Regions from separate parts of the Homo sapiens genome. Here region 1 is linked to region 2. A link is a loop called in an ENCODE intact Hi-C map of the cell type or tissue named here. Cell type or tissue: psoas muscle. All regions are shown on one strand.

Evidence for each region. A loop is a pair of places that touch in the nucleus more often than their neighbours do. Peaks named below come from ENCODE experiments on the same cell type or tissue, not always from the same donor. Only the 100,000 strongest peaks of a DNase experiment are listed, where the experiment ranks them.
Region 1: a loop joins it to region 2, with 2.1 times the contacts of the local background. A loop is called at or near these places in 2 of 110 quality-filtered maps.

Annotation. Positions count from the first base shown.
Region 1 is chr19:3,863,780-3,866,279 of GRCh38, reverse strand. All of the region lies in intron 1 of ZFR2 (zinc finger RNA binding protein 2), which reads left to right. Among named protein-coding and RNA genes, the nearest start is that of ZFR2, 4.0 kb to the left of the region's middle. In psoas muscle, no CTCF peak of the experiment used is centred here; no DNase peak of the experiment used is centred here; H3K27me3 peaks cover 759 bases.
Region 2 is chr19:4,227,970-4,230,469 of GRCh38, reverse strand. EBI3 (Epstein-Barr virus induced 3) reads right to left here and starts at 947. Exons shown (of 5, transcript NM_005755.3): 1 at 853-947. The coding sequence starts at 919. RefSeq lists an enhancer at 638-727. In psoas muscle, no CTCF peak of the experiment used is centred here; a DNase peak (open chromatin) is centred at 1,145; H3K4me3 peaks cover 450 bases; H3K27me3 peaks cover 2,268 bases.

The DNA of each region.
Region 1 (2,500 bases), 360 kb after region 2:
AAATACATTTCATTCTCACAAAACCTTGAAACAAGATGATAGGCATTATTTGAATGACTTTAGGTTAACTAGACATTCTTTCTTGTGGGAAATGACTTTTGTTTGGAAACTTTGGCTGCTTTTAAAGTACGTATGTTTTGGCCAGGCGCGGTGACTCAGCCTGTAAACCCAGCACTTTGGGAGGCCGAGGCAAGCGGATCGCTTGAGGTCAGGAGTTCGAGACCAGCCTGGCCAACATGGTGAAACCCTGTCTCTCCTAAAAATACAAAAATTAGCCGGGCGTGGTGTCGCGCGCCTGTAATCCCAGTTACTCGGGAGGCTGAGGCAGGAGAATCTCTTGAACGCGGGAGGTGGAGGTTGCTGTGAGCTGAGATCATCACGTTACTGCACTCCAGCCTGGGCGACAGGGTGAGACTGTCTCAAACAAACAAAAAAGTACCTATGGTTTATATAACCTGCCATGAGAAAACTGATGAGATACCAGATTTTGTGTACCAATTTTATGGCAGCATTTGGACAGCAGTATTTACAACACCTGTTTCAAGAATTGCCAAAACAAAGGCAGCAATTCATTTTTTAGGAGTTTTGGGTAGGTTTTCTTAGCTTATAAAATTGATAACCAGGCCAGGCATGGTGGCTCATGCCTGTCGCTCCAGCACTTTCGAAGGCCAAGACAGGAGGATCACTTGAGCCCAGGAGTTTGACATTAGCCTGGGCAAAATGATGAGACCTTTCCCCCCATCTCTATAAAAAAATTAACAATTAGCTAGATGTGGTGGTGTGCACCTATAGTCCCCAGCTGCTTGGGAGGCTGAGGTAGGAGGATCACCTGAGCCCAGGAGTTTGAGGCTGTAGTGAGTTGGGATTGCAACACTGGACTCCAGCCTGGGCAACAGAGCAAGACACTGTCTCTAAAACAAATGAACAAAAAAATGATAACCGTAGCCCTGGGTAGGAATTTCCTTAACATTTTCATCCATAAATAGGGTTGGTATCTGAACTGCTTAATTGTTGGTCAGTAAGAATTGGACCCACATTCACTCTTGAAGGCATAAGAAAAGTTTACAGTTAGCTGTTGATAATGTTGATTATCTTTATTTTATTTTATATGGTCTTATGAATCTCATATTTTTTTTTAGAAGTTGAATTAGTGCTGCAGGTCTTCAGAATGAAACATTAATCCCATGTGGAAAACTGAATGCAGCAGTGCTTTTAATTAGCACTGAGCGCAGGCCGGGCACGGTGGCTCACACCTGTAATCCCAGCACTTTGGGAGGCCGAGGCGGGTAGATCACCTGAGGTCAGGAGTTCGAGACCAGCCTGGCCAACATGGTGAAACCCAATCTCTACTAAACATACAAAAAAATAGCCAGCTGTGGTGACGCATGCCTGTAATCCTAGCTACTTGGGAGGCTGAGGCAGGAGAATTGCTTGAACCCGGGAGGTGGAGGTCACAGTGAGCTGAGATGGCACCACTGCACTTCAGCCTGGGTGACAGAGCGGGAGTCTGTCTCAAGAAAAAGAGAGAAAAAAAGAAAAGAGAAGAGAAGAGAGAAAAGAAAAGAAAGATTAGCATTGAGCACAGTTTTTTAGCTGAGAATAGCTGAGGAGCTCCAACAGGGTCTGTACATGTTAAGTCACACTAGTCATGAAAGTATGTAGAGCTCAAAGTGGTGTGTTGGAAGTGCAGAGTAGTGGGAAGCGACAGGCCAGAGGCCTCTGCCGTTACCTTTCTCTTTGTTTAGCAGTTTGTCACAGTTCCACCAGTATTACGCAGTCGGCTAGCTGTGCCTTTGCATTCTTGTTAAATCTGAGTTAGAAGACTACTGGATTTTGGTGTAATACTTGATGTCCTGTCCAGAGAACCTCTGTTTGTTTGTTTGTTTGTTTGTTTGTTTGTTTGTGAGACAGGATCTCACTCTGTTGCCCAGGCTGGAGTGCCGTAGCAGTCTTGGCTCACTGCAGCCTCTAACTTCTGGGCTCAGGCAGTCTTCCCCCCTCAGCTTCCTGGAGTGGCTGGGACGACAGGTGCGCACCACCATGCCTGGCGATATTTATTTTTGTAGAGATAGGGTCTTGCTATTTTGCCCAGGCTGGTCTTGAACCGGCCTCAAGAGATCTCCTGCCTTTCCCTCCTAAAGTGCTGGGATTACAGGCACTTCCTCCCTGCAATTAGATTCTGACACTATTAGCATACATTATAAGCTGAGCTCCTTCCCCTGGAGAGTTTCAGGAAGTGGGAGGCGGGGTTGGAACGCCATCACACTCTGTTAGTGATGGGCAGGATGCTCGTTGCTGGTTATTGATTCTCTGTGTGAGGTGAGTCCCGGGCACCTGATACTGACTGAGCCCTCACGTGATCCTTGGGGTAGGTGTTGTGAAGCCCATTTTGCTGATGAGGAAAGTGAGGCTTGGGGGCAGTCACTGGACTGACGTGGGGGCCCAGTGGTCGGCCCGGCTAGGAATGGGCCCAGGCCAGTGCCTCACTCACAGTCAGGGC
Region 2 (2,500 bases):
CTCCCAAGTAGCTGGGACTACAGGCACGTGCCACCACATCTAGCTAATTTTTTAATTTTTTGTACAGATTGGTGGGGTCCGGTTTCACTATGTTGCCCAGGCTGGTCTCGAATTCCTGGCCTCACGATCCTCACGCCCTGGCCTCCCAAAGTGCTGGAATTACAGGCATGAGCCACCATGCCCTGCTGTAACCATTTTGTCTTCAAGGACATGGAGATGTTCTCTAGTGCAAAATGAATGAATGTCGGCCGGGCGCGGTGGCTCACATCTGTCATCCCAGCACTTTGGGAGCCCGAGGTGGGTGGATCACCTGAGGTCAGGAGTTCAAGACCACCCTGGCCAACATGGTAAAACCCTATCTCTACTAAAAATATAAAAAGTAGCCGGGCATGGTGGCGGGCACCTGTAATCCCAACTACTCGGGAGGCTGAGGGAGGAGAATCTCGCTTGAACCCAGGAGATGGAGGTTTCAGTGAGCTGAGATGGTGCCACTGTACTCCAGCCTGGGCGACAGAGTGAGACTCTGTCTCAAAAAACAAAACCAAAAAGAAACCAAAGGAATGAGTGTGACTCAAATTCGCATGTCTGTGTAGCTATGTCTGTGTAGCTCTATGGATACCTCTGAGCTGTGACTGCCAGTCCCTATCACCCACAAGGTGACATCCTTCCACCCCCAATGTGGCACTCTGCCTCTCTGTGCCTCAGTTCCTCCATCTGTACAATGGGAGGGTAACCCCATCCCACCATTGGGCACGGGAGGATGTGATTTCCCACCCCAGACATGATCCGAGGCCAGTCCTCGTGTCATGTCCGTCTGCCTGGGCCCCCCAGTCCCCCAGGGGCCCCACATACCTTTCCTTCCACTGCAGGGCGGGCAGCTGGCCCAGAGGACAAGGGCCAGGAGAAGCTGCGGGGTCATGGCTGCGGCCAGCTCTGCTCTCAGGAGTGGGTGGGAACGTCGTGGGAGACTTGAGAGGGGAGGTGAGGACTTGGGACCTGCCCAGGGGAAAGCCCAGCCCAGGGTCAAGGCCCGCCCCCTCCCCGACTTCCTTCAGGTCTGACTCACTGGTGGGGCTCGTGGGGCCGCTAGGGAGATGAATTAGGGTGTGGAGGAGCCCCAGCCCCCTGGGGAGCACAGGCCACCCCTGCTCGGAAGGCCCCGAGGGTGGGGGCGGGGGAGGAGGCTGTGAAAGGGAGAAGTGGAGACCTGCTGGCTTTTCCCAGCACAGCATGTCCTGCTGGCCTTCCTTCCGCTGCCCTGAAGCGGGGGAAACCCCAGGCAGGCAGGCAGGGGCTCAGGGACATGGAGGGAGACAGAGGCAGAGATGGGGGAGAGAGGCAGAGAGACAGAGAAGACAGAAGGAAGACACAGAGAGACAGGGAGATGACAGAGACAGAGACACAGAGAGAGACACAGATGAGAGAGGCAGAGAGACAGAGACAAGAAGAGGAGGACACAGAGATAGAGGGATACAGAGACAGGGAGATGACAGAGACAGAGACAGAGAGACACAGATGAAAGAGGCAGAGAGACAGAGACGAGAGGAGGAGGACACAGAGATAGACAGGGAGATGACAGAGAGACACAGAGACACAGATGAAAGAGGCAGAGAGAAAGAGACGAGAGGAGGAGGACACAGAGAGAGAGAGACAGAGACAGGGAGATGACAGAGACAGAGACAGAGAGAGACACAGATGAGAGAGGCAGAGAGAAAGACAAGAGGAAGAGGACAAAGAGATAGAGAGACAGGGAGACGACAGAGACAGAGAGAGATACAGATGAGAGAGACAGAGATGAGAGGAGGAGGACACAGAGATAGATAGAGACAGGGAGATGACAGACAGAGAAAGGGGCATGACAGAGACAGAAACACAGAGAGAGACACAGAGATGAGAAAGGCAGAGATGAGAGGAGGAGGACACGGAGATAGACAGGGAGATGACAGAGACAGAGACAGAGACAAAGATGAGAGAGTCAGAGAGACAGATGAGAGGAGGACACAGAGATAGAGGGATAGAGAGACAGGGAGATGACAGAGACAGAGAGAGCTACAGATGAGAGAGGCAGAGAGACAGATGAGAGGAGGACACAGAGATAGAGGGATAGAGAGACAGGGAGATGACAGAGAAAGTGACAGAGATACAGATGAGAGAGGCAGAGAGACAAATGAGAGGAGGACACAGAGATAGAGAGAGACAGAGACAGGGAGATGACAGAGACAGAGAGAGATACAGATGAGAGAGGCAGAGAGACAGAGACGAGAGGAGGAGGACACAGAGATAGAGAGACAGGGAGATGACAGAGACAGAGAAAGGGGGATGACAGAGACAGAAACACAGAGAGAGACAGAGATGAGAGGAGGAGGACACAGAGATAGATAGGGAGATGATAGAGACAGAGAGAGACAGGGGAATGAGAGAGACAGAGACAGAGATGAGAGGAGGAGGACACAGAGACAGAGAGAGACAGGGAGATGATGGAAACAGAAAGAGAAACACA